Linked DNA regions of Homo sapiens: region 2 is linked to region 1. The links are chromatin contacts, found by Hi-C or POLR2A ChIA-PET in ENCODE. All regions are on one chromosome and are shown on one strand. Each heading gives the region's core, a stretch centred on a gene start or an enhancer-like site at or near the end of the contact. The rest is flanking DNA. Distances are from core to core; before and after follow the strand shown. Region 1 holds the start of EDEM3 (ER degradation enhancing alpha-mannosidase like protein 3). Region 2 overlaps RGL1 (ral guanine nucleotide dissociation stimulator like 1).

Region 1 (2,700 bases), core at 73-2,572:
GCTGAATCCTTATGAGAAGAAATCACCAAGGAATAATTAGAGTACAGAGAGAAAAAGGACAAAAAGAAAACCTTAAGGGAACACCTGTATTTTAATATAAAGTAGCGAGAGAATGAAGGAAAACGGGTCAGCCAGAGAAGAGGTAAGAGGTTAAGAGGTAAGAGGTAAGGTGATAAAAGTCAAGGAAGAAACGTTTCCAGAAAGACCGCCGAATACTGCTTAAAGGACACGTAAGTAATTTACTGTGGTCACAGAGATCACATCGAAGCTCCTAAACTCCGCACCTATTGAATGACCACACTAGAAAAACAATGTGGTTTTTCAAGAGGAACCGATGTGTCATTTTACCAATAGTTAACCTGGGACTCGGTCATCAAAATTCATTGCAAGTTCCAATCTCCTTCATTAAACCTTCTTTGCAGCCCACACAGCTCTCCTTACATTGAGCTTTTGAGGTAACTATTATTAATCATGTACGAGGACCCACGTGCTCCTTCATCCTTGTAGTACTGCGCGGTGGTTAAATGCAAGGGCTTCCGAATCAGAGGCTGGATGGATTCTAATACAGCAGTGTGACGAGCTCTTGTTAACCAACTTTTCTAAGCCTCTGTTTTCTCGTCTGCAAAAGGGGGATGGTGGTACTTACTCTATCAGAGTTGAGAAGAGTGCATGAGATGATTGCGAGTAAAAACCTTAGCGCAATGCCTTCAAAGGCTCAATTCATTTTGCTGTTACTGTGTTTTGGAATTTCCCTGAGGGTAGACGACTACTCCAACACTATTCCCTAACGCAGCAGCACTGACATGGGGACAGTGCGCCTCATTCAGCCAGCTCTCTGGGAAACAACTTTCTGAGGAAGAGAGATAAACAGCTGACGGGTTTCCCGGGACTCCGCAGCCCACCGAGACAGGGTTGACTGTAGGGCGCCGAGGAAAGGGGGAGGTGGGATCCCAGCAACCACTGGCGACCTCGGAGGACCGCAAGTCCCAGGGTGCAGCGCGCCTACCCCGGGTAGAAGCGAGAGACACGGCTCCGAGTCGGCTCGCGGGAGAGCCGGGGAAGAAGCAGTGCACACTGGGACTGGTAGTCCTCAGGGGGCAACTCCGCGGGTCGGAGGCGGGTCGAAGCGAGAGATCCCTTCCCAGTCCCGCCTTTTGTCCACGTCTCACTTCTCCTGGCCAATGCCCTCTCCAGTCGCCGGAGACAGCCCCTCTCCCATGAGGTCTCCATTGGTCCTGAGGCTCTACGGCTTCGGCCCTACCCGGAAGTAACGTTGGGGAGGCGGTTTCCTAGACTACGACACCGGAAAGCTGGGGGAGGCGCTCCGGGATACTGAGGGCGGAGGGCGGTGGCAGCGCTGGCGCTGGGGACCGGCTTGGTGGCTTCGGGAAACAGTTTGGCGCCGGCGGCCGTCCGTGTTACTCCGCATCCCGCCCCGTCTCGGCACGGCTAGCAGCCCCCTGGCCACCAGCGTCCAGCAATGTGTCTCACCGGCCGGGCGTAGCAGCTGCGCGTGCGCGGAACCGCGGGGCCATGAGCGAAGCCGGCGGCCGGGGCTGTGGGTCCCCGGTTCCCCAGCGAGCGCGATGGAGACTAGTGGCGGCGACGGCCGCGTTCTGCCTGGTGTCGGCCACCTCCGTGTGGACGGCGGGGGCCGAGCCCATGAGTAGGGAGGAGAAACAGAAGCTTGGGTAAGGGTGCTGGCAGCCTGGGGTGGGTTTCTCGGTGAGGCTGACAACAGGAGGGGTGCCTGTCATTGCGACCCGGTCGCGTAGTGGCCTCTCCTGTCGCGATTGGAACGGCTCTTCCCGCGCGAGAACCCTAGAGGGGTGGACAGGGTCCGGGGAGGTGGGAACCGCCGCCCGCGACCTGACCTCGGGGGAGCTGACGGGGTGTCGCCCTGGCCGCCGGTGACATGTGCAGGCTCCTTGAAGCCAGGCGCGGTGTGTCAACGCGGCTGCCATGTCAGTGGCCCAAGAAGGGGGCTACAGCCCGCATCGCTGCGCGCTGGAGTTCTGCGGTTGGCTGCCTGTCGACCGAAGCATGGTTAGCTTTCTCGCGCAAGTGAGCTTCCAACTGGGAAAATGTTGCTGATCTCACAGTAGTTAAGGAAATGATGTTTACACCTGTTACGGAAAAGGGGGCGTTCATTGGAACTTGAACTTTACACATTTTACTATTTCCTTGCAGTGTTTTCTTGCACTGTATTTTCATAATAGAATGTTTGGGGGGAAATTATTCAAAAGTCTCAAGTATACCTATTCAGTAGTTTTTATCCGTCTTGGAAGTGTGTTAAAATTATCAATTCTATTTACACCATTTAATTCAGAGTAATACATACACGAGGTCCTACACATGAATAAGAAAAAAGCGAAGAACCAGTAGGAAATGGGAGAAAGGCATGAACGGTTAAGCCAGAAGAGGAAATGGAAGTGGTAAATAAACATGAAAAGTTACTCAACCTCCATAAACGTAGGAGATGCAGATTAAAACGAGGAGCTAGCTGGTTTTTGCCCATCAGATTAGTAAATATAATACAAAACACAAGGATACGGTTCTGGTTAGTTAAGGAATAGAAAAAAAAGGCTTAGTGAGAGTGTAAATTGCTGTAACTTATTGGTAGTATCTACTAAAATTTAAATTGTGCACACTTTGATTCATCAGTTCTATTTCTGAGAATCTACCCTAAGAAAATAAAAG
Region 2 (2,700 bases), core at 181-2,680, 840 kb after region 1:
ACCACTTATGCCATATTCAGACCTGAGCTTGTAAGCACTGAGTGTGCCTTCAAAGAGGCGAGTGATAAAGATGAGGAGAGATGTGGAATTAGCTGTGGGATTTTGCTGCAAAGGATAAAGTGATTTCCAATACATGATTATCTCCCATAAACTAAGGAGTTTATATTCTTGTGATAAACCTACCAGACCTCACATACCCAAGGTTATCGCCATGAGAGGCTCTGTGTGTATTCCCAAAAGACTGCCATTATTAAAAATATCTTTGCAATTGTCCTCAGAAACACACAGATTTTACAAGAAGCTCAAAAAGGTCAGTCTCATTTTATAGGCATCGTTCCTCATTAACCCAAACTGTATTTCTAGCTTGATCATCCACTTTATTAACTAGGTTTGATCCAAATGACTAAATGACAAAAATCTGCCATCAGGGGAGTACACTGCTAAGAATGTGTGGAAATTCAATGATAAAACCAGACATATAATTCCATAGGAAGGCTTCCAAAAATGTGTGAGGTTGTGTCATCCTCCCTGGAGCACATTTACACTGTCACCCAAATTGAGAATTTTCAAATGGCTAATACTGACCTAAACGAATAAGTTTTAGCATTTCTTTAAGATGTGAAAATTATATCCTATATACACCATGTGTGTGCATATATATGTATATATATTTTATATACATATATCATTCAGCATCTATGCCCAGGGAGACCTGGAACTGACACACATCCCTTCTGTGTGAATGCATATATGTATATGCTAATATTGAGTGTGCATATTTAGGGCTATTAGTCTGAGCGGCCGACAGACACAGACACACAATCTAAATGGAAACCCGCTCCTGGGTCAGGGCTTGCTCCTCACCATGATGCTCTTGTACATGTTGCCGTTATTGTCTTCCACACTGATGCGGATTATGCAGGTGTCTTCATTCTGTTGGTTGTAAACAGGAGGCAGCACAGTCGAGGTAATGGACGTCACCGAGACAGAGCGCTTGTGGATTTTGGGGTTGTTGTTGCAGGACGGAGGGGAGGAGAGGGGGTTGATTAAGGAAGACATCCCTGAGGAATTTGTGTCCATGGAATGGATAGAAGAACAGGATGAGGAGGACTCAGAGAGCTGGAAGAGTAAACACACCCCAGAAGAAAACAGATTAGAACGCTGGCCAACAGCTTTGCAATTTTCAAAGCAGAGGTAGATATCAAGACTGATAGACTGCAGTTATTTCCTCCACAACAGCCCACAGCACACATGTGTCTCATCCCTGGTGTAAGTACTCTGAGTCCCCATCAGTGGTAGATGCCTATCGGTGACTCAGTGTGACCTAATCACTCTATAAGCACGTGAGGCAAAGCAGTTCTATTTCCCTAGGTTTTAGCTGTTCTTATAGAAGTTAACCAGCAGGTGGCAGCAGACACCAGAAACTGGAGGCAATATGGGTTCCCAAAGAAGTCAGAAGCTTACGGGGCTGGAGGAAAGCCTTGCCAACGCAGTTGATTCAGTCCTACTGCAGTCAGATTTCGTAGTGAGAGAGAAAGTTCTGTATTTTTAGAAGTTTCTAAGAGAAGTACCCCAGATTATACGGCTCTGCATTGAATATTAGTGCTAGAAAGGCCTTGGACATCAACTAGTCCCATACCTGTTCTGCTGAGGAACCTGAGACCCAGGGAGAAAACTGGGGCTCCAGGTCCACACAGCTAGTTGACAGCACCCCTAGAACAGGAACCCAAGCTCCCTGATTCCCACTGTCGAGTTCCCAGAGCAAGCACATGGCCAAGGCTCAGCCTGTGGCTGATGACAATAAGATGAATCAACATAGTATGCTGCTACCTCGGTATGTTTAGTACTGTGAGGCTTATCATGAACTTTCATATTATCTTATCCCATTTTAATTCCACAACTGTCTTGTGAACAAAATGCAGAGCATTATAAAGACGAGGAGAATAAGATTCAGAATATAAAAGTGACTTGCTCAAGGGAAATACAGCCTTTAAGCAGCTTCACCACTTTCCACATTTGCTAGTAGAGCCAACTGTATACATTTTCATGATGTGTATCAAGGACAATTAAGAAATGGAGTACTACAGTTAATATGCTTTTCTGATTAACTACACATTTCTCATCCATGCAATACCAATAACCAAAGAAAGAAGTTATTGGAAGAGGTACTTTTAAAAATCATTAAATTGAACCATTTAAAATACCCATTATTATTGTAGAAAATTATAAAGAATTTCCCGGAATGACTTAAGCTAAATTATACCATGTTAATCCTATAAAATATTCTGGAAGTCATTTATAAAATAAATAACATTTCTTTCATATTTATCTGCCTTTCCATGGAAACAGTATAGAAGTTGAGCTTTCTGGTTATCAGGCTTCTGATTAAAATGGAGTCTATTATCTTATTTCCTGTAGATTTCCTCCTGTGGCATAATTATACATTCAGTTCTATTGCACAGTTAGTTTACAGCCAGCCAGCTGATGTGACAATTCTCATGGGTAGGGGTCTGATTGTGGCTCTATCATAATATGGTTTAGTTTTTGTTTTGGTTTTTGGGTTTTTTTCTTCCTTATGTTCCCAAATGAATCAACTTAGTGGCTCAATTTGAGGACTAACTGATGATAGATAAGTTAATAGCATAAGTTTCTTTGCAGATATATTAGTTAAGGGGGTGCATTTTCCAATTATTCATTCAA

What was found. A loop is a pair of places that touch in the nucleus more often than their neighbours do. ChIA-PET counts read pairs that join two places held with the same protein, here RNA polymerase II (POLR2A). Pooled maps may share reads with other maps.
Region 2: a pooled map shows a loop between it and region 1 (2.5-fold over the local background). The contact joins the enhancer-like site here to the promoter of EDEM3 in region 1. A Hi-C loop is called at or near these places in 2 of 37 single-sample maps with no recorded cell type and 4 of 50 pooled maps. POLR2A ChIA-PET finds 5 or more read pairs at or near these places in 1 of 52 experiments (activated T-cell).

Annotation. Positions count from the first base shown.
Region 1 is chr1:184,753,480-184,756,179 of GRCh38, reverse strand. It overlaps EDEM3 (ER degradation enhancing alpha-mannosidase like protein 3), which reads left to right and starts at 1,322. Exons shown (of 20, transcript NM_025191.4): 1 at 1,322-1,691. The coding sequence starts at 1,534. It overlaps LOC105371649 (a long non-coding RNA gene), which reads right to left and starts at 1,006. Exons shown (of 3, transcript XR_922357.4): 1 at 647-1,006. RefSeq lists enhancers at 1,069-1,168, 1,639-1,738.
Region 2 is chr1:183,914,866-183,917,565 of GRCh38, reverse strand. It overlaps RGL1 (ral guanine nucleotide dissociation stimulator like 1), which reads right to left. Exons shown (of 18, transcript NM_001297671.3): 16 at 865-1,119. Among named protein-coding and RNA genes, the nearest start is that of RGL1, 110 kb to the right of the region's middle. RefSeq lists an enhancer at 1,332-1,521. Within about 2 kb of position 1,430, at least 17 of the 41 ENCODE cell types and tissues checked have a DNase peak (open chromatin) inside an H3K27ac peak, as active enhancers do.